Regions from separate parts of the Mus musculus genome. Here region 2 is linked to region 1. The links are chromatin loops, found by intact Hi-C in ENCODE. Cell type or tissue: left cerebral cortex. All regions are shown on one strand. Each heading gives the region's core, and the rest is flanking DNA. Links, peaks and the distances in the headings are about the cores only.

What was found. Peaks named below come from ENCODE experiments on the same cell type or tissue, not always from the same donor. Only the 100,000 strongest peaks of a DNase experiment are listed, where the experiment ranks them.
Region 2: a loop joins it to region 1, with 2.7 times the contacts of the local background. A loop is called at or near these places in 20 of 42 quality-filtered maps.

The regions. Positions count from the first base shown.
Region 1 is chr5:73,054,514-73,070,277 of GRCm38, forward strand. It overlaps Fryl (FRY like transcription coactivator), which reads right to left. Exons shown (of 63, transcript NM_028194.2): 43 at 15,370-15,491; 44 at 14,211-14,401; 45 at 12,761-12,855; 46 at 10,426-11,033; 47 at 9,993-10,090; 48 at 4,866-5,036; 49 at 3,211-3,351; 50 at 1,012-1,209; 51 at 203-364; 52 at 17-91. Among named protein-coding and RNA genes, the nearest start is that of Slc10a4, 55 kb to the left of the region's middle. In left cerebral cortex, for the core only: no CTCF peak of the experiment used is centred there; a DNase peak (open chromatin) is centred at 7,133.
Region 2 is chr5:72,975,420-72,991,183 of GRCm38, forward strand. It overlaps Slain2 (SLAIN motif family, member 2), which reads left to right. Exons shown (of 8, transcript NM_001113423.2): 8 at 578-3,422. The coding sequence ends at 644. Among named protein-coding and RNA genes, the nearest start is that of Slc10a4, 24 kb to the right of the region's middle. In left cerebral cortex, for the core only: a CTCF peak has its summit at 8,865 (motif pointing right); a DNase peak (open chromatin) is centred at 8,875.

The DNA.
Region 1 (15,764 bases), core at 3,835-11,834:
GTCCCTCAGTACTCACGGAGGGATTCTTGGGGAGGCCAGATTCGGGGCCACAGAGGGAAAGCACGCTCATCAGCTTCTCTCTCGTTCTCCGCTGACAGAAAGGAAAATCCAGGGTTAGTACTGCGTAAAGTAAGACGGTTCTAGGGTGCTTGCATGACCACAGACTCGATCCTTCTGCCCCGTGGCGATGCTTGCTGCATACCTGTGATAACTGTGGCCTTTTCCAGCTGACAGGAACTAGGGCGTTGGATGTGGAGCCAGAGGAGGTGGAGGACGTGCTCCTGGTGACTGCGATCACCTTTGCCTTCCCATTCCTTCCCGCGGCACTGTGTTGGCCTCCATACTTGTTCCCAATGATAGGTGTCTGTACAGAAACAAATGCCAGCCCTGATTCAAGCCTGAAAGTTCCACACCAGAGGAACTTTCAGACGTTAAATGTTAACATGATCTTTCATGTTGTTTTTCTACATATAACCAGGAGAGCCGGTTGAGCAAGCCACGAGTGGGGCAAGTCAGTAACTGTTCCTCCATGGCCTCTGCATCAGCTCCTGCCTTTGGGTTCTGGTGCTGCCTTCCCTGGATGGTGGACTACAAACTGTAAGATAAAATCAGCCCTCTCCTCCCCAAGTTGATGTAGGTCATCATATTTTATGACAGCAACAGAGACCCTAACCAAGGCACCCCAAACTGGAATGTCTGCTTCCCTAGGGATACTTTATAACACTCAGCTAGATGGTACCTCCCTTCTGAAACACATCTCTAGGACTACACGGTTTATTCCCAGAGCATTTCTATCTTATTCCCATGCCAGTCAGGCCTCACCTGCCTGCTTCCTCAGGACAATGTACGTGTCCTCCTCAGAGCCAGCTTTCACCTCCCCTTTCTAACCAGTTTCACAGCACCCATCGCGGTACCCAGTGCTAAGTACAAGTTCCACTAACTTCAGTCTGAGAGAAGAATCGAGGTGATGAGAGCTCCTAACAGAACTGTCTCGATGGTGGGGCGTCTTACCTCAGAGATGTCAAAGTGAAAATCTAAGGTCTTGCCGGGCAGCTCCTTCGAGACGTTATTGAAAATTTTAGCGAAGGAGATTTCGGGAGAGCCTACGTCCACTCCGTAGGCCTTGGGGATGTCATTGGGGACGACAAGACTTGCAGAGCGAGACACCACCAGCTTCAGGATGTTGAGGGCTTCCTTCCAGTACGGGCTCTGGATTCAGAAGGAATCAACTCAAGCGTTATGAGTGTGCATGGAGAGGAATAAAACCCCCAGCGTACACCACCGACTGTGAGAACGGCGTTGCTGTGAGATGGCTATAAAACTATTCATTTTTCCTGCCAGATCTTTTAACAGAAGGTCTTCTGAGTTATAAAACACAGGAAAATCTCAGTTATTACCAGTAGGGTTAGATTATCACACTCGATAGATCCAATGATGCCCCCCATTGGAGGACCTTGTTTTCCTCTCAGGGAGTCCTTTATAAATCATTAATTGGCAAAGTCTTGTGCAGAGTCCTGGCTGTTAAAGACAAGGAATCCCATACATTTGGACTTTTGAGGTGACGTTTTCGCTTCAAGGTTGAATATTAAATAGATGATAAAAGGTTTTTAAATATACTTGTTTTAGATGTATTATTAAATACTAAAACACATTCTGACTTTTAAAAAAAGTTTTTATTATTTTATCTCATGTGTATGGAGGCTTTGCCTGCACATGTCTCTACATCACATTGGTGGAGCATCCACAGAAACCAAAAGAGGGTGTTAGGTTCCCCGGAACTGGAGTTATAGACAGCGGTGAGCTGCCATGTAGGTGGGACTCAAACTGGGGTCCTAAGAACAAGCAACATGTGCTCTTAACTGGGGATCCATCTCTTAGCCCCTGGACTTTGTTTCTTAATTACCTGGGCCCCAACATGGGATGACCACTCTCAGGCACTGCTGCCCCTCAGAGGGAGCTTTTCTTAGTTTTATATATTCCTCCAACATAATTTACGAGTAACAGACACGGCAGAGTGTCTGTGCCGAAGAATCATTATCTAGCAAAGAATTCATAATGATTTTTCTCTTTTTATTTTAATGTATATGGGTAATTTTTGACCGCATGTATGGCTCTGCAACTCATGTGTGCCCTGCCTGAGGAGGCCAGAAGAGGGCAGCAGATCCCCTAGAGCTGGAGCCACCGATGGTCCTGAGCTACTAGGAGGATGCTGAGACTCCAACCTGGGTCTTCGGGAAGAGCAGCCAGGGCTCATAAACACTGAGCTATTTCTCCAGCCCCTCATATTCATTAAACTATATATATTAAAAAGATTATATGGGAAAAGCTTTTTAAAAACACCTCTGCCATGGAGCCTAAGGATTCAGAAACATTTTCATACAATTTGATTCATTTCCGATTGGGGTTAGGCTACAAAACGGTTGAGCTCAGTATTTCCCTTTTAAAATTCTACTGCAGTGACTGCATATGTTGGTGGGGTGAAATGCAAAACAGCCATCCGTGAAGGTTCTCAGAGAATCTGTTCTTTGGATACTTAATTACTAATATATTTTAGTTATGTGGTGTGTGTGCATGTGCACATGCCTGCAAATGCTCAGAGTCCAGGCTGAGGAACTGGATCCTCTGGCTCTGGACAGACAGCAGTTGTAAGCTGCCTGGGGTGGGGGCAGGACACACTCTTAATAGCTGAGCCGTCTATCTCTTTAGTCCCTCTCTTGGTATTTATACAAGAGCGCCTTTCTTTATCACCGTTCACATTTAAACAAAGTTTGGTTTTCTGCTTTCTAAATATCTGGCACTTCCTGACATATAAGCGCCAACTTTAAAGTACAGACTTTCAAAGCACCCTTCTGTTTCTAAAAGTTTGTTTTTATCTAATATATAGTTATCTCACCAACGCCGAGAGTCATACAAAGAGCAATGTAAGTCCCAGCCTTAATTTTCAGAGATGGCTACTGCTGCTGTTTGCATACGTACACCCTCTATAGCTGTTGCAGAAATGTGAGTTAAATCTAACCAAAGCCCTGCACCACCACGCTCACCCAGATGGTGCTTCTGTGCCACTTGCATAGCGCCTGTTTTCTGTGTAGAAATGATTTGGAAACATCACTGGTGTTCCCCGCCCTTGTGTATCTAAGATGCTTCAGAGTTCTTAGGCTCATAGAGTATTCGAGTTAAGCGATGCTGCACGTGAACCACGAGGTCACTCACCTGTACGTATTTGCCAATGATCTTTATGATCTCCAGATTAAACTGCTTGACCGGGGCCGCAGACAAGTCGATGTGACTCAACAGACTGTAGATGATCTGTAGCAACGACTGCTGCATGCTGGACAGTCCCTTTTCTAACAGCTGAGGACGACATTGAAATGCACACTTTCATCGGGTTGAACAAAAACTTGGCAGCAGACTTACAGCGCTGAGAAACGTAGTAGGTTTAACCTGTCAGTTTGCTCAAATGATCGGAGATCAGGGAACACGACCAGGCATCTACATTACTTTTCCTTCTGTAAGGAGGGGTAACTGGTTCTCATGTCAGTCACAGTCTTCAATAATAAATATATAAATAGATACTATTTATTTTAGGTTAAAGAAAGAACAGCTATGCTGCAGTCACCAAAGAACGATAAGCTACCATCCACAAAGCCATGTAGCAGCTAAATGATCTTGCGCAAGATTTAATCCTGTAAAACTGAATGAGTAACTGCCTCCTGGACTCTGGATGGCCACTTCACACATTCTGACCATTAGAAAGAAACATACCTTTCAGTTACAAACAAACCAACCAACCAACCAAAAAACCTCCAAAAAGATTTGATTCTCTTGAGTCTGTCTTCTTTCCTTTCCTTTCTTTCCTTTCCTCCTTTCCTTTCCTTTCCTTTCCTTTCCTTTCCTTTCCTTTCCTTTCCTTTCCTCCTCTCCTCTCCTCTCCTTTCCTTTCCTTTCCTTTCCTCCTTTCCTTCCTTCCTTCCTCCCTCCCTCCCTCCCTCTCTTCCTTCCTGGAACCCACTGTGTAGCCCAGGCTACCCTCCCAAACCTCCAGCCCCAGTTTCTTGACGGTTATGATTGCAGGTCTCAGGCCAGGTTCCAAGTATTTATAAATTTTGAAGAAATAAAAATTGTGCCTCTTCTCCAGGAAAAACACCACCCACAACGTTCCCATAATTCCCGTAATAAAGGTTGCCATTAATTACTGTGCTGGCTAGTTTGTAATATCAATTTGACACAGGCTAAAGTAATTTGGGAAGAGAGGACAGCAGTAGAGAAAAATGCCTCCATCAGATTGGTCTGTAGGAAAGCCTGTGGGACATTTTTTTTTTTTTTAATTAGAGACTGATGTGGGCCATCCCATTGTGTGTGTGTGTGTGTGGGGGGGGGGGGCGAGACAACAGCCTTGGGTCCTGGGGTCTATAAGAAGGCAGGCTGAGCAAGAGTACACAACACCCCTCTGTGGCCTCTATAGTAGCTCCTGCTCCAGGTCCCCACCCTGTTTGAGCTCCTACCCTGACTGCCTCAATTATGGACTGTGATGTGGAATTGTAACCTAAAATAAACCTTCCCTAAGTTGCTTCTGGCCAAGGTGTTTTATTACAGCAGTAAATCCTAACATAGACATTTACTTCCATGTCGACTAAGGCAATGATTCTAGATACTAGAATTGGGAAAAAAAACCATCCAATTAAAAAAAAAAAAAAAAAACCTCTTTTGCACTTGAAAAGCAGCATTTGTATCTTCCCTGCTCTGTCCTCTCTGATGTGCTCTCTAATCCAGTGCAACTCGAAGACAAGTTAGGACCACAGCACTGCCCCTCTCAACAGCCACTTGACAATGTCACCACCGAGAGGTCCAAAACCGCCTAAATTCACCTCTGCCAGGTAAGTCACAAGACTGAAGGTCGCCTCTGAGAAAGAGTCGTGCAGGTACCGGCACACCACGTTGATCCAGTTGGAACAGTCTCTGGAGTAGGTATGTGTGCTGTACAAACTCATCATGTGAGCCAGGTTCACCAGCGTCGGGCACTTCTCTTCCGCACAGACCTGGAGAACACACGCGCTTATTCCAGTTGTCCACAACTTAAACCTGCATTAGGCTAAACGCATTCATTTAAAATTTATCATTTGAAATGCACATTAAAATTCCAGGGCCTTTTTTTTTTTTTTTAAAGCCAGAAAAGTTAAAATGGGAAAGGGAAAGACCAAGGCACTGCTAAGAGAATGCCGACAGAACAGTGGTTCTCAGCCCTTATCTCGGAAATACAGACATTATGATTCACAAGAGTAACAAAACTGCACTCGTGAAGTAGCCATGAAAATAATTTCATGGTTGGGGGGCGGGGGGCAGCGGTCACCACAACGTGAGGAACAGTACTAAAGGGGTGCAGCATTAGGAAGGGTGAGAGCCACCACGACGGAAGACCAGAAAGAGGACTGATGTGCCAGCACTTGTCTGGGTTTTACACTGGATGGTGTTTACAGTCTATAACATGGTCTCTGGTGAACGGCCGTCTATGGGTACATAAGCCCTACTCTTGACTTTCCGTCTGTCTTGTCGAATCCCAAAGCGCTCTGGTGCCCAAGAGCCTAAAAGCAGGCAGGCTCTACCTGAGATTCTCAGGCTGCTTCAGGGCTGCTGTGTCAGGGCATCTCATGGACTAGTTACTGCTGACAGTCCCAACCTGTGTGACAGTCACAGGACCACACTGGAGCTGTGGTATGCCCACTGGTAGCAACCTGCACACCGGCCATCTGACTGCTCCTCAGGAAATTATCTAAGTGCCGAGTTCCTTGGCCAGTCCTGGTGGAAGCCAAACTTTCCAGGAGCAGGTTGACACAGAGCTATGGAATGGGGAATGGCCTTTGCAAGGGGAGGGGGGGTTACTGATTAAATTCATATTCTTAGTTCCTTTATTCCCTGGGTGACTAGTGAAGATGTCTTTTAGCCTCTTCTGGAGATGCTATAACAAACTAGAACTGGAAAAGGGCCTTCGCATATATATATATATATATATATATATACACACACACACACACATATATATACACACACATATATATATATACACACACATACACATACATACACACACACATATACACACACATGTATATATATATACATATATACGTGTATATATATGCATATATGTGTATGTGTATATATATGTGTATATATGTGTGTATGAATGTATGTATGTGCTACATGTCTGTATATATGTATGTACAAACATATATGTATGTATATATGCATGCATGTACATGTGTATGTATCATGAAGACCAGCCTTGTCATACTGTCTATTTCAGTTTTCTTCTTTTCATTTTTCAAGAGTGTTCTTCCATTTACTCCTAATGTGTTATATCCGTTTCCACAACTGCCTACAGCATTTAGTAAAGAGAAATGTTGCCTCTGAAATATACACATATTTAACTATTTATTTAACTAATCTAATAGTTCAGAGGACAACTGATAGACTTGAAGGGCCTTAAGTCCATCTCTCTGCCATTATCCATGCTGGAGATATAAAGGCATGCATGTATGACTGCAGAAAATGCCAATGCAGTACCCGAAATCATTTAATAATGATTTTCAACTATCTAATCCATTATCCATAAAGCCAACCATGAGAAGATGGGGGGAGGGGAACCTTGGTTTCTCATTTCTATTTCAACCAAGACTAACCTAATGAACTATTTAAAAGTCATATAATCTTATAACTTCACAATGACTGTTTATATCCTTGCTAGAAAACTTTCTTGAACGATAAAACGGTCTTTGGAGATTTTTGTTTGTTTTTGAGCCCTGTTATGTAGCCCAGGCCAGCCTTGAACTCACTGGGATTACAGGTGTATGCCATCACCTCTGGCTGTACAAACTAAGTTCTTACGAAAGGGTACTTTTTCCTCAACAATAAATGTTAAACATTTATCTTTGAAATGGGAGAGGACTCCTGGGCAATATAAAAAAGAAAATGTCTTAAGAATAAATTTTGACACTTAGAAACATCAGGTTAAAATACAATCCAGTGACTTAAAAAAAGAATAAATGTCTGTAACAAACTTTTTGGCAAGGTTCCTGCCATAATGAAAGCGCGTTCGTTGCCTGGCCCAAGTGAGCTGCTGAGCTCTCCGTGGGCGCAAACAGAGATCCAGGGATATTTGCATAATGAGGAAGCACATAATAGCAGAAAATTACTCTCAACAGTTCCAAGTGAGAGAATAAATTGAGGAAATCAATTTAACCCACAGCCCGCAGGTTTCTAAAAGCACACACAGAGGGAGCCATCCGGTGCTACAGTGCAGGAGAAAGCCCACTTCAAAACAATTTAGCAATCACAGAAAGCCTAATTTGGATTCTTAGAAGAAAAAAAATGATAAATCACAGGGGACTTCCTGTGTCCTGATGAGGTCAGGACACCAGCAGCTCTATCTTCAGGGGCTGTGACATCCTTCAGGCCGGGCTGGGCTTCTCAGTGGGTTGGCTACTGTTCCGGCTGCACCTTAGATGCTTCTGTTTTCCTATTTGAGCTTTTTGTTCCCTTAAAAACTCCAATTAAGCCAATATATAGTTTCCCCTCATGTCTTCTTTCAAGCTCCTCAGCGGGGGGGTGGGGAGAGACCTTGTTTGTATTTTCCTAACGATGCATAATTGGAATATTAAAGTGAAAGCCATTTTTAAAAAATTTTATATCATCTTAAATCCTCGTCAGTGAAAATGCTACATATTTTAGGCAGATATTTTCCAAAATATCCTTTCATTTCAAACCATCAGTTTTCTGTCAAATTCTTAACGTTCTATTGAACTTATTAAGAGAAATCAAGAATAAGAATCCTTGTGCCATCTTTTTCTACTACCATATACACTTCTCTATTTCACTCCATTTCTTTATTTACTGTGTGAGTGTGTGGAGGTCAAAGGACACCTTGCAGGAGTTGGTTCTCTCCTTTTACCCATGTAGGGATCGAACTTAGGTTGTGCAGGTCGGAGGCAAGTGCCTTCTCCCACTGAGCCATCCTGCCAGCTCAGGATTTTAGATTTTATTTTTTTCTTTTTTCTCATTCTGTAGCCAAGGCTGGCTTGGAACGTACCATGTAACCCAGCTGGCCTCAAACTCACGACAAAATTCCTTCTCAGCCTCTAGAGCACTGAGGTCACAGCCGTGAGCCACCCTGCTGGTTTACCATGTTTAAGAAATTAGGATATGGTTCTGTTAACCATGACAAGCTAAGTGATCTACAATTGGCTGTTTAAGAATCTCTTCATAGTTAATAAATTGTAATAAATTTAGAAATTCAAGTAGGGAGAGACTCAATGCCATACTTTAATACACCTTTTATCTTTTCTGATTTGTTTTTAAAGGCAGGGTCTCACTCCACCCCTTGGCTGTCCTATAACCCCCTGGGGATACCGGGGCACCCTTCACTTGAGATGATCCTTCTTCCACAGGCTCGTGCCACCCTGACCAGCTCTCTGTATTTTCTCGTCCTCTGTATTATCTGGCAGGGTAACGCTAAGGCTCTCCCTTCCTGCTGACGTGTTTTGTTGCTGCGTAGCGCTCTCTATGGCTCTGCACTCAATGGCGTCGTACCTGACAACAGGACGTTCCCTTCACTGGGCTGTACCTGCTGCTGGCCTCTTCCCTTCCTGTGCTGCTCCTGAACTGAATCACTGATTATAAGAAAAGGCAGTTTACTTATTCCTCTCTGGGAACTTTCCGGCTTTCCCTCCTGGGGTTCTAGTTTGCAGCTGTCCTTCACTGCCTCCTCCCCGATCGAGTCGCGTCGTTCACTGCGGGCTGTGTATTCTTTTTAAACGTAGCTACCTTTTATTTGTAATTGTATGTTTGAAGTTTGAAAACTTCTCCCTCCAAGGAACAACGGCTGACGCACACAGATTCATACATGTATAAATAGGAATCTCATCTTTAAAAAGCTATTCAGACAGGAAATTATTAAAAGTATAAAATGTCAATCATACTTTATGACATTAGGAGACATACGTTTCCAACACCTTAACAGATGATATAAAAATAGCTATACTACTGCTTTCGGAACTGTGCGGTGGGAAGGAAAAATAAGGGGGCAGAGAGAAAAGACAAAAGAAAGGGTTAAAAAGAAAAAAGTAGAAAGGATTTTAAGAAACTCAAGATATACTATGGCTTGTCTTTTGGGGGACTCTGCACAGGTAGTTTTCTCCTTTAATACTTCTATTTAATTTGTGTGCGTGTACGCATGCTATATGTGTGTGGGGGCTGGGAAGTGAGCTCAGGTCTGTGTGCATGTGCACATGCTATAAGTGTGTGGGGGCTGGGAAGTGAGCTCAGGTCTGTGTGCATGTGCACATGCTATAAGTGTGTGGGGGCTGGGAAGTGAGCTCAGGTCTGTGTGCATGTGCACATGCTATAAGTGTGTGGGGGCTGGGAAGTGAGCTCAGGTCTTTGGCAAGAGCAGCAAGGGCTCTCTTAACAGATGAGCATCCCCCCAGCTTTCTGCACATGCAATTTCCTCTGCCCAGCAAACTTCAGTTCCTGGTCCCCTCGTAGCTTCTCACTCAGGAATTTCACTTTGGTGGTTCCTGTTTGATCATCAGTCCAAGCCTAGACAGGCCCTCCTCTAGAGACCTCTGCTGTCTGTGACCTAGAGGCTCTGTTCCCACTGCCTGGAGCCTCACCGGACTCTAGGCTGGCTTCTGCTTCCATGCCTGTGTCCCCGCTCCATGGCCCGTGAGGATGGCAGCCCAGGGCCTGGTCTGGCTTTGCCAGTAAATAAATGAATGAAAGACAGACAGACAGAGTCGTAGAGAAGAAAAGTAGGAAAAGGAGCAGAAAAAGACTCAAGACTCAGGAGGGTCACTGTAATTTGATATTTTTATTCACTGGCTTTGCTGTAGCTCCTTGTGATGGACAGAATAAACATTAGAGGCAAAGTTCCGGAAGAGAGGACCTGCCGGGCAGGACAGCGCCTGCCCGCAGGGACCGGGCCTTTCGCATTTGCTTACCTTTGCTATCCGGCTAGCTGTCTCTTTGCAAAACTGAGTTGGGCTGTCAAAATGCTGGATTAGGTGAGGCAGTAAGCAGAGGATGTTAAGAGGAAAGCCTACGGTGGGGGGGAAAAAGCAAACAAGAACCAACTTTATTGCACAATATTTAGAAAGCTAAAAGGCAGGTTTAAATGGTCTACAGAAATTCAGTTTTATGTGGTATCTGATCCTATAAATTTTTACCAGATAATTCATCTAACATGAAAAGTTGTTGTTGTTGTTGTTGATATTTATTATGATGATGATGATGCAGAAATTAGCAATTTCTAGGCCGAGGATGGAGCTCAATGGCTGTATGTCTGCTTAGCATTGGCAGGAAACTAGGTTCAATCTCCAACCCCCCAGGGCACACCCTGAAAAGGTAAGGATAGTAACAGACTCTCAACATCACCTGACACCTGGGACGGATCCACCAGTGTGTGTTTGGAGACGGAAATGAGCTGACTGAGGAGGTGCACGGTCATCTCTTGGGTAGACACTGAGGTAAAGCCCTTAAGGAAGAGCTGCTGAAGGCCGGGGAAGTTACTCCATTTCAACTTGCTCTGTACGTTCTCGATCTTCTCCCGGCTCTCTGACTTATCCAGAGGCAAGTGGGTGAGCAGTTTGCTCAGAAGCCTGAGAGCCAGGAGGTATTCATATTCATAGTCGGATTCTAACAGAGATGTTGCTATCCAAAAGATGGTGGCCATCAGGTTGCTCGGCTCCGTCGGGGGCTGCGTGTCGTACACACCTTTCTCTCTCAGCGAGGAAAGGCTTCGAGTCCTCGCCAAGCTACCACCGTGGTTTATCCGTCCATCCGTTATGTCCAGTGTGTTACTCCGCCGCCGGTCACCTCTGCGGTCACCAACTAGACTTAACCTCAAAGAGTTACTTCTTGTGTCCCCGTTGCATCCCAAATGGCCGCTGCTGTTAATGGGACTTGTGCTTAGATTGAGCTGGCCAGTGCTTTTCCTGTTAGCTGCATACTTGTTTCCCATGACAGGATCGTGGTATGAGGATCTAAAAAACCAAAGAAAGAAAAGAGATGGAGGGGGCTGGGGAGATGGCTCAGTAGTTACGAGCACTGACCACTCTTTCAGAGGTCCCCCGAGTTCAATTCCCAGTAACCACATGGTGGCTCACAGCCATCTGTAATGGGACCTGATGCCCTCTTCTGGTGTGTCTGAAGACAGCTACAGTGTACTTATATAAATAAACCTTTAAAAAAAAATACCTGTGCTATAGGATTTTAAGGCATTCTTTGTGAATAGGGAAGTTCTTTTAAAAAAAAAAGATAAGGATGGATAGATGGATAAGTAGGTAGAAAGATAGATGATAGAACAAAAGAAAGAAAGACAGGAAAAGAAGTCCATTTTGCTACATTAAATTTATTCTTAAAGTCTGAAAAGGTAACTTTTTTATCTGACTTTGTTTCCTGAGATTTCAGTTTTGCCTCAACATAAAAACAAAAAGTGCAACAAGATTTCTTCTGCCAGGGCTGTGTCTTGTGAGCTCAGAAGAGGTTTTTACTACTGGAGTAGTAGCTCAGCCCCGGGTAGAGTATACAAGTTACCTGTAAAGCAGACCCTGTCTGTAGCATGGCTGTCGGACTAGACAATGCTTACATCTCTCCTGCTCCCAATCCCACATTCTCTCCATGCGACCCAAGCATGCAGACTTGTTACCTCTTCTGCATGTCCAACTGATTAAAATTAATTACTTTTATATATGTCCCAAAAGTGTGCAAAAAGATAGGGCAGTAGATAAAACCTATGAAGGAAAGTAAGTACCCTTTTAATAGTTATCAGTAAAATATAAAGGAAAATTAGGAATCCCAAAGATAAATTAATTAGCAAGAGAAGTCGGAAATGCTTAGGGAGGAGGTGACTTTTGACAGGGACTTCAGGGACTAGCTGCTTGAGAGCCACAAGGCAGAGCAAGTGAGAAGTGAGTGGCTCTGGGGAAAGTGGCACTGTGGTAAAGGCAGGTGTCCTGAGGGACCACCCGGGGAGTAACTGCACCCTGCTGTGAGTGACAGCAATGGGGCTTGCTGGTGGATCCTCCTTAGACTGTAAAAAGGTCCTCAATTAGGAACTGGAAGAGAGAGCACTGCCAAGATCAGCTCTAGAACGTTCTGCAAAGTCCTCCCCGAGGGTGGTTCTCACTTGTAAGCATTTTCCATGTTTAACATACACACACACACACACACACACACACACACACACACACACACACACACACATATAATGCACATGTTTCTGTGGATGTCTTCGAATGGCAGAAGAGGGTGTCAGACCTTTTGGGGCTGGAGTTGTGGGGAGGCTGTGGTATGGGAGACTGAATTCAGTTCCCACCTGAGTTGATGGTGAGCCATCTCTTAAGCCCATCTGACTTCTCCCTCCCCCGTCTTTTCTTTTAGATGGGGCCTTTTGTATTCCAGGCTGGTCTTGAGCACTCTATGCAGCCGAGGCTGACCTTCCTTTTCTGACCCACCTCTTCCCAACTTCCAAGTGATGGAATCACAGCCAGGAGCCACTGCACCACGTTTATTCGGTGGTAGGGATCAAACCCAGGGCTTCCCGGGTCCTGCAGGCAGGCCTCCATCTTGCACTATCTGAACTCTTGGGATGTTTACCCACACTACTGATGTTAGACACGCCCACTGCCACCACAGTCACGTTTAGATGCTGGGGGTGGGGCTGGGAGGTGAGCCCAGCATTCAGGGTTGCCTGGTTGTAAGTTCTTACTGAGAGAGGGCAGACAGCAGGTCATAGTGCTTCATGGTTTCAGCCAAGGTATCAATTGCAGATTCCAAGGTGAGAAGCAGTTCAATCACAAATCCCTAGGGGCAAAGGACAGCCTGTCATTAATTACGTTCTGGGTTTTTTGTTGTTGTTGTAGTTGTCATTTTTTTTTTAAATGGCAATGGACTTCCAGGGGAGATTTAAAAATAGACTCAACCTCACATTTGTGTTACACAATAATTAACCTTCTAAGCAACATGACTTTGCTGATTGGTGAGCGCTCCTCAGGCTAATGGCGTGGGCTGATTTTAATGGCATCGTAATTGCCACAAATTGCTCAGGCCACAAGTCTTTGGCACTATCGTTGTTACTATCTCTATATGCATACTGAATCCTGTCATCAAGTCTTGAAATTATCCTTTTAAAATATACCCTAACCCTAACTTCTCTCCCCACACCTCCTGTAGTCAGTCTCTTTGAGTGGAACGTACAACTTCAGCCTGGACTCTTTCAACAGCCTCCTGTTAGACCTCTCCAACTCTACCTGGCCCCTCAACTCCTGCAAAGGAGGCCACCTAGACAGCTCCGAGAGGCCACCCCTCCTCCAAAATAATAAAGCCAATCATATCACATATACTTTCTTTTCTCTTCTCAAAACCTTGGAGAGGCTTCCACTAAGTGAGATGTCGAGTCTATACGGGCTTCTGCCTTCTGAACTGGTTATGTCTGGCCCCTGCCTCTCAGTGTTTGCTAGTTTTTCAAAGACTTATTGTTCGTGCCACAGGGCCTTTGTGCTTCTGACTCCTGGTTTTCTCTCTGAGATGTTCTCAACCTAGATATTCACAGGACCTGGCTCCCTTCAGCCTCTCCTTAGAGATCATCACTTAGGTAATTGTGTGTGGGTTGGATCTCCCTTCTCCATGGCTCTTAAAATCAATACCTTGGTACTTCATGGCATTTACTATTAAGTAAGACTGTGTGGGCTGTTGCTGGTAGATTAAACCCTTCTTTCTACAATTTCCAGAAAGCCAAGACCTTGTCTGGTTTGTCACTGAAGATCCAATGTCAAAAATCAAACAACCCACTGGGCCAGCTGAACAAACAAAAGAGTTCTCCAGTGTCATACCTTACTTATCTTTAAAAATGAAACTCTGTCTCTCTTCCCATTGAAATGTAACATTCTAACACTCCTACCTCTGTGACAATGGAGTGAGATCTAGGTAGGGTGCAGATGTATGTGTTGAAAAAGCTTTTTCTAATAGGCGTAAATTAGGATCTAAATAGGTTCTTAAAGAGTCCGCAGGAGGCTTCACTCTGCTTCCTACTGCTAGGCCTGCTGCTGACTGACATCAGTAATTAACTAGCTGTTGTGTGGATCTGGCTGCAGAGGGTGAATCCTTCACTCCTAGGAGCAGCTGATAACTGCCCAAAAGGAGGGAGTAAAGCACCTTACCTGTGCATCCTCTCCGGGGTCCCCTACAGTCTCCACCAGCCGGGAGAGGACATCGGAGAGTGTGTCTGCAGACAGGGGCTGCTTCAGTGCCCTGAAAATCTGGAAGGATCGCCCAGCATAGTGTCGGGAAGAACACGAAAGGGCCGTCTGCAGGGCCACCTCGCTGAGATGACGCTCCAAGTGTATTCCTTCTGAGAAGACACGGGAGACCATGGGTGCCTGTGTACAACTCGGAGACTTGTAGCCAGACGCTAATCATGTTACCACCAGTGCCCTGCAGAGCACAGTTTAATTATGTACAGTGATTGCACTGTGTTTGCACTGGGGAGAGATCTTTGTTCTGATCTCCAGGGAAGGGATCCTGGGGACCAGGATGTCTTAGGTCTCACCCTCGGACATGCTGACAGTTGGGAACAGGTAGTTTACTGTAAAGAGGGATGTCCTTCCTAGGTAGTGAATAGTATTTAGTAACACCCTAGTTACTTTGCCAACTATACAATGAGGACAAAAATGACTCTAGGCACTGCCAAAGGTAAGGAGGAGCAGAACCTATTCCTAGCAGGCAAGTGCCATGTCTGCATAGAATGCTGCTTTTCCCAAGACTGTCAGAATGTGGTAAATTTTAAATTGCAGAAAACTTGACTTACATACAAAGGATTTTAAAATGTATAATTGCTGTATATTTCCCTTTGAGGCAGCGATTCTCAATCTGTGAGTTATGACCACTTTGGGGGTCACATATTAGATATCTTGCATACCAGGTATTTATGAGTCACAATAGTAGCAAAGCAACAGTTATGAAGTAGCAATAGAAATAATTTTATGGTTGAGGTCACTAAACATGAGGAACTGAATTAAAGGGTTGCAGTATCAGAAAGTCTGAAAACCACTGCTTTAATGTCATTTTTCATAACTCTAAATTGTATTATACAATTTTACAGTCAGCCATGTGACTATGCCATGGGTAGAAATCTTATTTTTAACTACTAGTTTTTCTTTACCAATACATCTGTTACCATTCACATACTAAACAAGAAAATCTTTCTTAAAATGTGTACATAGGAGAATATTAGTTTCCAATCTTCTAGCTGGGCCTCACAGCCATACAGACATTGTATGGAGATCAAATGTGGCGTGGTGTATTCATCAAAGACGGTACCTGCATTTGACTGCTTGAAGACGGAAACCACGTGCTTCAGGAACGTGGCGAGCTGATCAGCACTCTTGATGCTAGGGTTCTTGGAAGAAACGTCCTCATGGTTCCAAAGGGGCCCTCGTTTTCTGAAAACAGGGGACAGCGACATTCATTTGTCTAGAGTTGGCATAAGCTCTTGCCCTTAGCTGCCCCTACTTCGCCTTGACACGTGGGAGATGGCTGAACTCATCAGATCACGGGCTACAACCTACTCCTATTATTTAAGCACATGGACAAGGATGGGCCCACAGCAAATGTTGGGAGACAGGACTGGAGCTCAGAGATGGCCAAAGAAGGTGACAGACTAGCCCGATGAGAGGACTGCTTATAGAAAAGGGAAATTTAAAATTTAGGATTCC
Region 2 (15,764 bases), core at 4,145-12,144, 79 kb before region 1:
TACATACGTCATCTTCATACAGACATTTCACATTTCCAGGCTCGGTAGGAGAACACGGTGGCTTTGTGCGCTGTGTGCTTCTCACCATGTCTAACTGTCACAGCAATAAGTACTCTACTTTTTACAGGACTGTGTGAAGTTTAGTAATTCCCTGCGGACATACAACTAGTAAGAGTGTCAGTTACAATTTGTCTGACATCAAACGCTTTCCTTATCCAGTGCCCCACACTGCCTGCCAGTCTGTGGCGGGAACTCTGAGTCACTCTGTCCCATTCGTCCTCTCACCATACAACAGGAGATCGGCTATTTGTGTGTTAGGACTTTTCTTTCCTCTTGTGTTAATTCCACAGGCATATTAACAAAAACAGGTTCGAGGACTCAGCTTGTCTGTAGTAACATTCAAAAGTTTTAAAGTTGCCAAGCAAGTAAAGGTTGTTCAATAGTTGTTTAGAGCTTAGTGGTTCCCTGAATACCCTGGTGGGACACTGTGCCACCTGAAAAATACTGAAGACATGTAACAAATCGTATGGTAGCATTCTGTACAGACATAAAAAGTCATAAAATTCTTTCATTTCAGATCATTGCCAGCTCCTAAAAGTTATGGTAGCATGAAAGATGACAGTTGGAAAGACGGCTGTTACTGACCAGCAGAGATGAGGACACAGATGTCCACAGCTTCATGGACACCGTCACCAAACTGAAACCAACTTTTATATGCAGACTCTTCAGATGAGACTCTTGGGGTTTGCAAACTCCCAGCCTCTCTGTCTTAATAGCACAACTGACGGAGACGAGGAAGCAGCACTTTAAAGCCACGTGACATCAGATGTATTTGGTAATCATGCAGTCACTCTCCATGGGCTCCTTAGCTTGTTCACTAGAAACACGGTTCATTTTATTATTTGACAGAGGCCAATATCTGGGCAAATACCTACTGGATGCCAAAGAGAAATGCCCATTTGTAAAGAGAGTACATGGGAAGATGGTGAACCTAGGCTATCCAAAACCTCACGTTCAACCTACTTTACTGTACAAATAGTATCAATAAATATTGTGTTAACAAGAACTAATATTCTGACTAATTAAATTGTTTTATTAGTCCTTCAGGATACAGTAAATTATAAAGATTGGGAGAGAGGAAAGAAGGGCCTGAGCTAAAGACTTCAAACATGCTTCTACCTATGTTTAGGGAAGTTTTATACAGTACTTTTGCAGGCTCATTGGGAAAACTATCTTATGTTTTAAACATAGCTCACACGTAGCCATGTCCAACTGGTGTCACAGGGCACGCCCACACCTTGCATCAACATCACAGACTTGTGTGTACTTGTTTTTGATTGCCAGAAGGGCTCACTGTCAGTTACAGTCTTTCTAACTGTCTAGTTCCTGGCTCAGGAAAGACGGCCTTTGCTGTTGAAGCCACCTTACTCACATGCTGTTTCTGTCACACAACTAAAAGATCTCGTTTCCATTCCCAGGTTTCTATGATATGATGTGTCTTTGTTCTTGACAAAATAACACCTCAGCACTTACAACCTGGAATAAAACCATGTCACAGGAGGAGGGGAAATCTATGCACTGAACTATAAAATCTCTGGTGATGACAGTTGTATTGTTGCTCGTGATCGGCAGAATGCTCTATTATGTGGGAGTCGATCCACTTTAAACTGAATTACTGTATGAAGTATCTTTTTAAAATACTGTCCCCTTTAACTTAGATTCTGCCTTACATCAGCGTTTTCATGGTTTGTAACAAGTCATCCGACTCTACTTTGCTGAGTACTTGCTTTCTAATGGCATATGTGTGTATATACCCCTTGAAATCAGCTGGTTTATTTCTATCGGATTATTAGCAAACTATAACTCTAGCTGACTTCTCATTTTTTATAATGAGGTCTGTTTTTTAAATACTTAATCTAGACAGTTTTAAATATTGGCAGTTGGGTCACATAAAGGTGGGGATTTGAACTCATTTCCTGTAAGTAGAGGTGTTCTGTAAGGTGCAAGTAGAAATGCAGAGAGAAAGGGAAGGAAAGTTTCCCGCTCAGGAAAGCATGAGTTAATAACAGAGACCCAGTCTGCCACTGCTGACGCTGGACCAGCAGCAGGGAGACATAGAGCTCGCTAGCACAAACAGCGCCAGTGCCAGTGCCGGAACTAGAGTGTAGAGTGAAAGACCTTGTGTCCTTGCATTGGAAGGGATGAGAGGGAAAGGAGGGGCTCACGGTTATCCATAATGATGAACTAAAAAACTGTTGTTTTTCCAAGAAAGATGGAACGTATACTTTGGTGCGGTGTGTCTCATAAATGACAAAGGAGTAGCCGCTGTCTCTGTAGAGTCACATGTGCACACAGCAAGCAGGTCTCTGTTCAGTGTAACAGTTGAAAAGAAATAATAAATGCTGCAATCTAATAATTTAAAAGAACTTTAATGAACCATCTATTACATTTTTTAAGTTAGATAATCAGTTTCAAAAGGAATATTCAGGTTATTTAACATTGTTTTTAAATGGCTGTATCAGAAAAAATATCTATTTTTTTTTAATTAAACTATTTCATCACTTGTTTAAAAATGTATTTTGGATCTGAGTTTGGTGATATTATTTCAGCTGCTGCTGTACTACCACAGATTATTGGCTTTTAGTTTCCTAAAGAGAAAAATTGCCTTCTTACTAGAAAGCCTTTGTGTATTGCCGGTTTTTCTGTTTGGGAAAATCTAAGGATTTACTGTGGTTAGTAGTACAGAAGAAATGTGGATTTGATGAACTAGTGCCTATGATTTTAACTTATGTTTGATATATAGTAGTAGGGTTATAAATGTTGATTATTTTGTGCCAACAGCCCAGAATTGTCACTTGTATGTCAGCAGAAGCTATGACCTCTGCTTCCAAAGTTATTTAATTTTCTCAGTGTTTGGATGTTATTTTTTGTAAGTGTGTTAATAAAAGTGTAAAGAATTGGAAAAATATAAATATTCTTAACTCAAGCATTTGCTGAATCATTTTTCTACAAAACTTGTTTGTATAAAACTCTCTGAAGAGTTGACTTTTCTCAGTTTTCATACCCTGGAAATCACATTTTGTAAAACTGGGGACCATTCATAAATGTCAGATACTTTTTTAAATTATCTCAGAACATCACTTTTATATATAGATATAAAAAATTTTTTTGAAAGCAAAGAAGATTAAATACATATGTGGCCCAGATGTTTGTATACCTCTAGGATGATCTAGACTATGTATGTTCAGATTGACGTAACTCACTGTACAGGTGTCCGGTTTTGACAGTATGATGCATGGTCCTTTTAGATCACATGAAGTTTGATTTGCAAACATTTCTATAGCTGAACTTGTAATATGTGGTTGCCTCCTTAATAAACAGCCTGACCATAATGTTTATTATTAAATCTATATTTATCTTCCAAGTGTTTTATTAATTTCTGGATATGGCAAGATTTCTTCTCTCCCCCAGCCCCATTACCTACAGTTGGTCTTCGTAACTTTCTCAGTTGGTTTTTTAAAGCACACACAGACCCAAGTCTCGCTGCCCTTCAGATCCTGACCCGCAGCTGGGCTGGGTCACTACAGTCACTCTCCTCCTTTCATAGTTGAGTCATTTGGAGCCATCACAGTTAACTTGATGGTTGGTTTGTTCTTGGAGGTTTTTCATCTGCTCTGAATTGCTATGTAGCTAGAAAGTCTATAAAACAGGAGGTATTACCTAAAGGTTTCCAACAGGGAACCTCCATGCATTCTTTATTTATTTATCTATTTTAGATTTATTTATTTTATTTTCATGAGTATACTGTGGCTGTCTTCAGACACACCAGAAGAGGGCATTGAATCCCATTACAGATGGTTGTGAGCTACCATGTGGTTTTGGGGATTTGAACTCAGGACCTTAACCGCTGAGCCATCTCTCCGCCCCCTTCCATGCATTCTTAAGCCACATGCTGCTTTTAGGTGATCGTGCGGCTCTTTTATGTTTGGAACGACTGAGACCTGTGCTTGTCAATGTGCTCTGCTTGTTCCATAGGCGATGAGATGCTCACACCTGCATCTTACTGATGATGACACACAAAATGATACCGTACATTGGAGTTCTTCTCTCAAGACAGCTGAAGACTTAAAGAACAACTTGAATAATAATTGTCAGTATACTTTGGTCAGTTATGAATGAGAAGTGTGTCTAAGCCATGTATATCTCCACTGAAACACTTGCTGTATTAATGTTCATTTGGAAGCCGTCTGACGTAGCAAATCCGCCATCCTAGTACTAAAGCAGGAGAAGTAGGAGTTTGGGGCCAACCTGATCAGTGTTAGCGATGACTGCACAGTTTAAGGAGCACTCTGACTGCAGTTTAAAATAGTCCTGAGCAGACGTACAGGCGGGCTAAGTAAGACAGCAGCCAGATTTACTACAACTTACTAAGACTGTGAACTACACATGAATTCAAGCCAATTCTCATATACTTTAGATCACCTTAGGAAAGATTGGTCAACGTTTATCAAACTATAGCTAAGGGGGCCTAAATTCAGTTCTGCACATGAAGGAATTTTATAATCAGCAGTAATGTACATCTCAAAATAACTAAAGGTATTTTGAATATTCTTACCACAAGAAAATTGTAAAAATATTAAATATTGTCTTAAATTATTAACAGGCATCAAAACGCAAGTTCTCAATATTTATAACTGCCAATTATGAATAAATTGTGATCCAATAATAAGTGGATTACAATAAAAATTTTTACTATTTAAATATTAATATTTAATATATACCTGTTGCTTTAAGAAATAAACAGAAAGCGATAATTATGACAAATGATTGCCTACAGTTCTACAATTCAGAAATTAGAAGACTAGGGTGAGTCAGAAAGGCAAATCAGTTACGCTGGTATTCAATTCGGCCTTGGAAGTCTGAGGCTGTTTTCTGTCTGACACTGACATCAGTCGTGCTTGCCAGTTAACTTTCTGGGCTCCGGAATCATTGAAAACTGTTCTAAGTTGCGTAGACTTCTGGTGAGACAGATGTGCTTCCAGAAACAATATACAGGTGTTTATGTAATGTTCATTTTCCTGGCTGCTTATTGAATCTTGATTTAACCAGACCCAGGCTCCAAGCCATGGGCTGACAGTATTGAATGCAGTGGCAGTTCTACAACAGAACATGTGTCTGTCTGTCTGTCTGTCTTTCATCTTCCCCCTTCACCTTAGCTTTCGAGGCGAGGTCTCTCACTGAATATGGAGCTTGCTGACTAAGCTACACCAGGTGGCCAGCCGATCCCAGGGATCTTCCTGTCTCTGCCTCCCCAGTGCTTGGGTTACGAGCCTGTGCTGCAGCTGTTTACAGGAGATCCAGATCAGATCTTCATGCTTATGGGTCAAGCACTTTGAGCCATCTTCCCCAACTCATGAGCCAAAAAGACTTCTACAAGAGAGAACAGATGTCATCAGAGAGTTAAGAGAGTCTGAGTTCAACTTTAAAGTAACCAGGAGGGCTGCTGGAACACAGAATTCTCTGTCCTGCATCCAACAGTACCAAAGTTAGCATCCCCCCGAATTCTAAGGTACCTCACTAGTGGAGTAATTGGATTTGAGTTAAATTCACATTAAAAACCCATTCAAACCATAAAGGTGGAGCAGGCAACCTTTTCCTCTGCCAGAGCACACATGCGGCACACTCGTATGAGCCAGTTCAGGAGCAAACACAAAATAGATCTGCAGCACAAATGCAGCGTGCATACAATGTAAGGCAACCATCCTAGGTCCCCTGTGGTGCCCACGAGGACAGCACCGCTCCCCTTGGCAGTCTTCTGCACTTCCTCAGAACGTGGGCCGTTTCTACTCGGGTTCTGTCATCAGCAACCAAAGGGGCTCATTTTTCAAACAGCTCTTAAATGGATGCCTAAAATATCTTCAGAAAGGTGAAGGTAGCCAGTGATCGGTAAGAATTCTCGCTAACCCCTTGCAGATGAGAGGCCCCAGCACCCAGAAAGTCTGACAGCGCTCGTTCCCATCCCCCAAGTTGAAGCTGTCCTTACACCTGACGCTGATAATAGAGTTTTGAGCCACAGGGAAGCCATTTGTATTTTCTCCTTGATTGAAGGCCAAAACTCTTTCACATTCAACCACTTAACAAGGTTCACCAGCCACCCACCGTGGCTTGCTCGTTCTCACAGCTTTTACATGTCGTCGTGTAAGTGCATTCGTCTGCCCTTTCCAATAAAGGCAGTTGCTTCCAATTGAGGGCTCTGAAAAATAGTGGCACTTTGGATTTCTACCAGACTACCAAAACCCCACTGAGTGAAATTTGCTGAACACAAGGCAAATAGCAACACAGGGTAAGTAAGAGCCGATTGGAGAAGGGAGTCAGTCCACAGTGGAGGGATTTCCATTTCTGCCCTTTTCTCCTCATCCTGAGATCAAGGTCGGCACTCACACCTGCTCCAGCCATGTCTTTGCTACTATGAAGCTGGTGAGTCAGGAGTTTTCTCTCATGGAGGATGTGGGAAAGCCCTCCACAGAAGCCTTGAAGGCAAGTAGTGCCACCAGTCCAGCTGCAGTGGATGGGAGCCCCTCTCTCCAGGACAGGGAAGCGGGAAGGGGCCGGTTTCCATTAGTTCCCTCTCTTGAGAATGGCCAGAGTTATGCAATAGCCATGATGTGGTGTCAATTCCAAAGGAAATATGATATTTCTGTCCAGAGGAGGGGGGTGCCTTTGTGAGACAAGAGGGAAGCCCAGAGATGGGGAACAAATCCCCCTTTTTTGTTTTGATTTTTTTATTAATGTTTTGAGAAAGTGTCTCCTGGCTGGCCTAGAATTCTGTGTAGACCAGAGTGGTCTCAAACTCAGACCCACTTGCCTCTGCCTCCCAGGTCCTGGGATTAAAGATGTGCACTGCCACACCAAACTCTTTTTCTTGTTTCTAATTAACACAAGCTTCAGGCTCCCCTTCTAAACTACAAATATGTATATCAGACCTGAGAGAGCCCTGCAGATTTTGGAAACAGGTTCAATTTGTGCCAAGGCGTAGTTTACTGAATGGTCACAGGAGAGACAGATCCAGTTTTCTAAGCCCTGCTGGGCAGACCTGCAGCAAATGGTCCAGAACTTTAGGTCTGAACCTGTCCAGATTGATATAAATAAAACAATGCTGGATTATCTTAATATGTAGTCTAGTATTGAAAATGCCCAGCATTTAATCTAAAATTACTTGACATACAATTACCTGAGGATGTACGATACTCTCAAACACAATCCATTTGCTAAAATTAACAGTCTTGAAGGCAGTCACTGTTAACATCAAAGCAAGTGGGCTTTTCACCAAAGGTCACATGCTGGGGCAGAAAAGGATGCAGTTAGAAGTATTGAAACCATACAGTGTATGTTCTCTGGCTGTAAGAAATGAAAGCAGACGTCAACTATGGGAAAGTACCTGAAAAGAACAAATATCTGGAAAATTTAAAACACCAGCCTAGGGATCAATAGCCAAACCAGAAAAGACTTCAAATTGCACAAAAATGAAAGTATAAAGGCAGAATTTGAGGGAAATTAAAAGTGATTAAGAAAATAAGTAATACTAAATTCTTGTATTGAGGGAGAACACGAGAAGCAGAATTTTGTGGCCTTCTAAAGACATCCACACCCCAACACTGGTAGCCCGGGACTATTAGATTTCACAGCGCGGGGGATTAGGGTTACAATGGTGTTCGAATTGCTCTTCAGTAGAGTATAATGAATAGATGCCCAGGTGTGCTGAAATGATCACGAGGTCTCTCTCTACCACCTGTGCTCTCGCCCCATTTCAGAAATCATGCGAGGCTGTGAACCCCAGGATGGGAGAAGTGGGTGTTGTCTGTGTTTTCTGCCCCAGTGATAGTAATTCTCCAGCAGTAAATTTGTATTTTACTGAAATTAAGCCCATTTCCCTTTGCCTCTGTGTGTGTGTGTGTGTGTGTGTGTGTATTGTGTGTGTGTGTGTGTGTGTGTGTGTGTGTGTGTGTGTGTGTGTGTGTGAGAGAGAGAGAGAGAGAGAGAGAGAGAGAGATCTGTCATTGCAGAAGGGTTAGGGCACCCCACTCTTACCCCAGCCAACCAACAGTTTCTGAAACAGACCCAGCCCCTGTTCTAGAAAGGGCACACAGACAACTTTATACCAGTAGAAGTGTGGAGGAAGGGACTCTCCGGGTAGGACTCCCTAAAACCAAATAAAGCCCAAACCCTTAGAGTCATGGTCTCTAAGTCGGGGCCTCTCTGCCCCGGGAGCCTGGGAGCTTGCCAATGAGAACATCCACTCAACAGCGTGCCAGCCCCCCTGCCTTTTACCCCTTTAACTAAGGGAGAGAAGAACTCACTGCCAGGTGGTCTCACTTGTTTCTGGTCCTGATGCTCAGTTGCATCGAGTATACACTTACAGCCTGATGTGTTCCAGACACTGAAGGGATTTCTCTAATACCTATGCTTCCTTCCACTAGGTTGGAGAAAATAAGAGACAGGAGAGTTTACTCTTCCTTAGGTAGCCCTCGGTGTGCTTATTATATAAATATTGTCTTTAAAAGGATTATGGGCGAAGGAATCTGTTACAAATCCATTTTGCCACTCTATTTTTTATTATTTTAATTTAATTTTTTTTTTTTTTTTTGAGACAGGATCTCTTTAGTCCTGGTTATCCTAGAGCTTGCTGTGTAGATAAATCTGGCCTCGAACTCACTGAGGTCTTCCAGCTTGTACTTCCCAAGGGCTGGAATTAAAAGTGTGTAGCACCATGCTGGGCCCCATTTTGACATTTTTATACAAAATATCCAATTGTCTCCTTCATTCTTCAGTGAGCTGTTTAGGATGCTGTTATCTACATTGGACACTAGGGGGCAATCTTGCTTGCTCTTGGAATGTTAAGTTTCCAGTCTCTGGGCTTGCTTTGAATTCAGATTCACTTGGTTGTCCTCACAAATGAGTCAATGTGATATTTTCATATTAATCAGAACAAAGTGAGGCTACACGATGATTAAGTGTGGTGCTTTGGTCAGAATCTTGGAACAGGAGAAGCAAATTCAATATTATAAAAATGAAATTTAGCTAGTAAAAATGACCAACAGCCAGGCAGAGGTGGCACATGTCTCTAATCCCAGCACCCAGGGAGGCGTCAGGCAGATCTCTGTGAGTTCAAAACCAGCTTGGTTTGGTTTAAAAAAAAAAAAAAAGTGAGTTCCAGAATGCAGAGAAACCTTTTCTCTAAAACAAACAAACAAACAACAACCAAATCAAAAAATTGTGCCTGAAGAGCTGGCTCAACAGTTAAGAGCACTGACTGCTGCTCCTTAGGACCCAGGTTCAATTCCCAGCACCTACATGGCAGCTCTCAACTGTAACTCCAGTCCAGACTGTTCTGGTCTCTGCTGGCACACATGTGGCGCACAGGCATGCATCCCCCTGCCTGTGCCTCCCAAGTGCTGGAATTGAAAGTGCATGACACCGTGCCTGGCAAAGCAAAACATTTTATAACTAAGAGTAGAAGCTAGCTTGTGTTTAATTTCTTCTGAAGCCATGAACAACACTCTAAGAAGTCCACTAAGTGGTCCATAAAGAAGCATACAGTTGAACAGTGGACATATATTTAGACATGATCTTGCAGATCAAACTGTGGGCTTGTGCCTGCCAGGCAAGTGTTAGTGCTATTACTGAGCTATACAGCTTATAATAAAAGCAGTTTGATGTTTGGATCCCAATCCACAGACGAAGCAGAGAGAGGATTTCCCGGCAGAGTTGGGGTGCATATTTGCATATTTCCAGCAACGGTCCAGGAAGCCCCTTTCGGCTTTGTTGCCCCACGAGTGGGCCATCTATCTTTAGCCTGGTGGGCCAACAGAATAAAACAAAATTAAAGGGCACTGAAAAGTGGCACCGCTCTCTCACTCTCAGAACCCCTGACTCATAAATATCGCTCATTATCTCAGTCCCAGGATCTAAGCCCCACTCTTCCTAGGCATACCTACCCTTTCCCCTCCCCCAGTCTTCTCCTATTCCCTCTACAAGAATCCACTTCCTCCTCTTTTGTGTGGCTCTTCTCCAAACGCAGAGCTGTAGACGATTCGCTTGTAGAGTTGCTTGTAGAATTTGCTTGTAGAGTTGAGGGATCAGGGTCTGTGGTGCTCACCAGAAGGACTGCCAGAATCCCGGTTCTCTTGCCTCCAGGAGGAAGGTGGGATTGCTTCACTATCCCTAGCCAATGCGCAGACGAGCAGAAGTGAAATTCGGGACAAAAAGTCATTAAGAGCTCTTGCGTGATGCCTCAGTTTCCCCTTCCCCCCACAGAAACGACCATCACAGGCGATGGAGTCTCTCTTTCTCTCTCCTGGGCTTGAATGAGGACACTGTGGAACCTACTGTCAGTCAGCCCACAAGGACAGATAGCACCTCTGTGGGTGTAAAGCACCGAGATTTGCGTCAGTTAAGGCAGCAGGGGTCAGCTCAGCTCGACTCTCATCCCATCTGCTCAGCTTCATCCGAGCAAAAGCAGCTGTTATCCCCCACCCAACCCCTCACTTCAGTTGTGAGGAAACTGAGGCAGGAGAAGATTAAGGAGCTTGCACAGGATCATATAGCTAGTCCTGAGGCAGCGTGAGCAGAGATGACAAGAAAGCTTCCTGCAGTCAGTCCTCTCCTTCCTCCGTGTGGGTCCTGGAGATGGAGCTCAGGTCTTCACACTTGGCAGCCAGCACCTTCCCCTGCATCTGTCTCTTAGTCGCCTAATTGTTTACTGAAAATTCCAAAAGCTGTAGGAAACATTCGGGGTGGGGGTGGGGGGGTGGGGAGGGGAGGGAAGCGTTTGGGGGCTGTCATGGGTCAGCTCCTATGGGGTGTAAGTGCCAGATAGGAAGTCAAACAGTGTTCTGGACGTTTCTATGAAAGCGTTTTGGGTACAGTTACCATGGGACAGACAGTAAAACACATTGTCCTCCCCGTTCTGGATTGGCCTCAAGCCCTCAGTTCAAGACCAGAACAGAGCTAGAATAGAGCTAGACCAAACTCCCTGCGAAAGGGGAAAGCCTGTAACTGCCTGTCTTCACACTCAAACACCAGGCTTCAGACTGGCATCCCAGCCTCTGGACTTGGACCCCAGCTCTGTCTTAATACAAGTCAGAAGAGCGCATCGGATCCCATTGCAGATGGTTGTGAGCCACCATGTGGTTGCTGGGATTTGAACCCATCACCATGTGGTTGCTGGGATTTGAACCCATCACCATGTGGTTGCTGGGATTTGAACCCATCACCATGTGGTTGCTGGGATTTGAACCCATCACCATGTGGTTGCTGGGATTTGAACCCATCACCACAAGAAGTACCACTGAGTCATCTCTCCTGCCCCAAGAAAACAATACTTTGTCCCAAGTGCTTTGGCATTCCATATGGGAAGGCACGATGCCTCTTGGGCAACTCTCCATGGGCCTTTTGAATTTGTGCTGTTCCATTCTGGAAATGTTCTTCCAGACAGTAACAGTTGTAGAGCCAAGGTCCCTGTGTGCCCCGCTCATAATTCTTCTGTGGTGCTACGGGAAAGCACCCGCCAACTAGTGAACCAATGAGTGACTGAGCACTCATAGAACAAGATGCTTTGGAATAAAGACACCGGGCTGAAATTCTAAGACCTGCCAAGGCCTAGGCCAAGTTGTAACCAAGAGCCTGGGCCATATCAGGAATATGAATTTAGGAAATTTGCTTGTATTTGGTACTTAAAGGCCTGTTCATGGTATAATCTCTCTGTACAAGGATAAGAAATGGGTTGTGAGTGATGCGAAATGGGCAGAGTCATTTGATTAAAGGAAACCTTTCTTACAAACAGAGGTAAAATCATAAGGAAGCTGTTAACTGTCCTACAGCTCTCTTTGGTTCCCAAGCAAATTTGGGACTCTTCTCAAAGAAGATGGCGCTAGCATGCATTAGTTACTGGAAACCATGCCATTTCTAGATCTACAGCCAGAGAGGGTAGGTAAGAGAAAGGGTGTGTGATTAGCCAATGAGAGAAGTGGCAGGGGTGTGATTAGCCACTGAGAGAAGTGGCAGGAGAGTTAAAAGAAGTGAGTATTTCTGGCCCAGCAAATCCTGACTCTCATCAGAGCTATTCAGACCCAGCTTGGCCCTCTGGTTCAGAAACTCCACTGTGTGATGCTCCTAAGATGCGTGCAGGCCCGAGCTCTGCTCTTCTAACCAGCCCCACCTGCTTCTCCACAACTTATTCTTCCCTCAAAGAAATGGCAAACTGCTGTCATAAAATTTCAGCTCCTAATTACACCTGAGACTCACAAACCAGGTCCAACTGCTGCCACGGAGGGCCCCCCCAAGGCTATCGTGGGCATCATCGCCTGTTGTGAGCAGACCCTCCATCCAGGTCCCCTCTTTGCCCTCCACCACCCCCTTTCATCTTCCTCTGCAAATGCCACGCACCCCTCTGGATGAAGCTCCCAGAAAAGCAGCCCTGGTCCAGTGGCAACTTCCAGCCAGAACAGGCTCACTGCCGAGCTCACAATTGGATTTTCGTATGGTGATGGCAGAGGCTAGGGCATCTGGGAGCCAGTCTGAGAAAATGTCTTGACTACTGGCAGAGCTGATGATGAAATCCAGACCTAACATGTAGGGCTGAGATCTTCCGTTCCAGGGCTGGTGGACCGGGGCACTGCAAGTAGGAAGAGGGTTTGTACGTTATAACATTTCATATAAACGTGTTGGTTTTTATTAATGGTGTGCAAGATGGTTTTCAAGATCAACCTTTTCTGTGAAGTGAAAACTACTCAATAAAACACACCCCAAATCAGATGGGAAGCAATGAAGAAGAACTGAAAAGACCCTGGGGTATGCCATGCCAGTTTGGGATAGGGATGCGGAGTCTGAACCAATCATGGAGAAAGATGAACGTGGAGAGCCCCCCGTGTGCCACGGAGGTCGGTTGGGGCTGAATGCTTGTCCTGAGCTTCCCAGTCTTCTGAGGCAAAGGAGACAAGCAAGGCCCATAGTCTGCCTACAAAGAGCAGGCTCAGGGGTGACACGCCCTATGTCAGAGAGCCCCAATCTGCTACAAATGAAAGAAGTACCCATACCTTCCTTCACTGATGAGGGGTGCTGAAGACATAACGGAGAAACAAGTGACACAGCCAATCTGAGTTCAAGAAAGAGAATATCATTCTTATTTATGTTGCTTGGACCTTTCATAGCTAAATACATCTGAGTACATGTGTAAGGCCCTGAGTTCAATGCCCAGCACACATACACACACACACACACACACACACACACACACACACACACACACACACATACACACACACACACATACACACACACAGACACACACATACACACACATACACGCACACACACATACACACACACACATACACACACATACACACACACAAACACAGACATACAGATATACATACATACAGATATATATGCACATAAACACACATAAACAGACATACACGCATACATGTACACATACAAACACACACACACACCAGAACCACTACCACCACCACCACCAAAAACAAAAAACCAAAAACAAACAAACATAAAAACCAAAATCATCACCACCACCACAACAACAACAAAAAGTGAAGCTGGTGATCCCAGCAGCCATCGAGATTGTCACATTCAGCCAATAGAATCCTTGGTAAGGAATGGCCTGCCACCACAAGACAATAGTGGTCTGGGTGGTCTTCCCTGTGCTGTCCCTTCCACATCCTGAGAGTCTGATAGCTAAGAAGGGAGCGGGGCTGGAGAGTGGGAGCCAATTCCACAAACTGCTCTGGAACAGCGGGCTTCCTGTGGGTGATTAAAGCTCCTATGCTCTTAAACCATTGAGACTGGGGTGCAGGGGGCCATGGGCCTGGCCAAGCAGTGTTTGCCTTGCGAGAAACTGAGACTATACTCCAAAGCAACTGGGTTGTTTTTGACTATATAGGTCTCCCTTCAACTCAAACACTGGCCTATATACATCATATACATATACATATATACATATATACATATATACACATATACATATATACATATATACACATATACACATATACACATATACACATATACACATATACACATATACACATATACATATACATATACATATACATATACATATACTTATACATATACATATACATATACATATACTTATACATATACTTATACATATACATATGTATATGTATATATATATATAATTCATGTACCTAACAACTTCTGATTCTGCCTTTTTTAAATGCCTTCATTTAAAAAGAAATCACCATGTCCTGCAGGCATTCACTAAGTGGCAGAATGTTTCATGATTTTGTAATTCTCTTAACACTTCAAGGAAAGCGTCCAGGAGACATTTGACATAGTCTCCAATTTAAGACTTCAAAACAATGTAATTATTTCCGAAGAGCTAATTAGCATATCATGACTCAATTTAGCTAAACTGGTAAATGATTAACCCTTGAAAGTACAGATATAGTCAGATGTGTTGAGACTCGGTCTTCTTGGCAAACTTCCAAACGGAATCACAACAAAGGTTACTAAATTCCAGGGACCCGCATAGTAATTCACTTAAGATGGCAGTCATGATTCTTAACAAAATCCTTCCTAATGGCAGCTGCTCGGAAAATCGGCCCATTTAAGAGCATTTGTATCGTCTCAGACTCTAACTGGCTCTGTCACTGCCAACTAGAGCCAGCCATAAGGATAGAATCCATGAGTCATGACAGGCCCGATCAAAGTCACAAGTGTCACCTCCTGGCCATGCTTGAATTATGAAGTTCTAAGTGACCAATCAGAGAAGCAGAGAGACATCCCAGCAGAGGATTTTCAAGAGTGGTAAGGACCCCAGATTTGTCACTAGACATTCCCTCTCCTCCCAGAGCTATTTATATTTTGAATGGTGGACCAGCTTGAGCAGGCCCCTCCTCTCTAACTGAGGATGCTTAGCCCTTAGCCCTGGCCTGCTATCGCGTTGGAAAAGGGTTAGCAGGGCACTTTTTGATGCTATTTCCTGTTGAAAGACCTTGTGAGCATTTATTACTCCCAACCACAGAGCACAGCCTTTCTGAGCATGCTTTCCGTTGAAACTGTAGAGACGAAAATGGCTGGAGTACCCGGTATCATACAGGTAAAGTCCCTAACTACCCCCCCAGAAACCACTGGGAGCCATTAGATAATGTAAGAGGAAAGGGATTGAAGAAATCACCATGGATGCAGGCCTGGATGCTGCAGGGTATCACAGAGGCCAGGTCACTGCAGGCACATCTGCTCTCTATAACCCATTAATGAAAGCCAGCCAGTATTTTAATCAGTATTTGTCCCCTCTTGAGGATTTGTTACTTACACATAAGTTAAATGTCTATGTTTTAGTGAGCTTCAGTTGACAAAACTGATGGCCTTTTGAGGAACAGTTGACCACTGCAGGGCAGTCTGGCAGGGCTAAAGGGAGAAGCATACAACCTGTCGCAAAAACACAGGAGCCAGGGGAGTGAGGTGCTCTGTGTTCCCTGCTTCTAAGGTCACATAACTGACCCCCCAGGTCTCAGATCAGGACGAACTATTTCTCTATTTGATCCAATCAACAGAACATGATGGGTAAAGAAGGAAACTCTATAAAATGATCAAGAAATGTCAAGGGCTTGTACCAACGGCGTCAAACAGCTTAGAAAACGGTGGGACAACGGGGAGGAGAATTGTGACAGGGACCTCCTGGGGACAGCTGTCAATGTGTCTATCCCTTAAGTCAT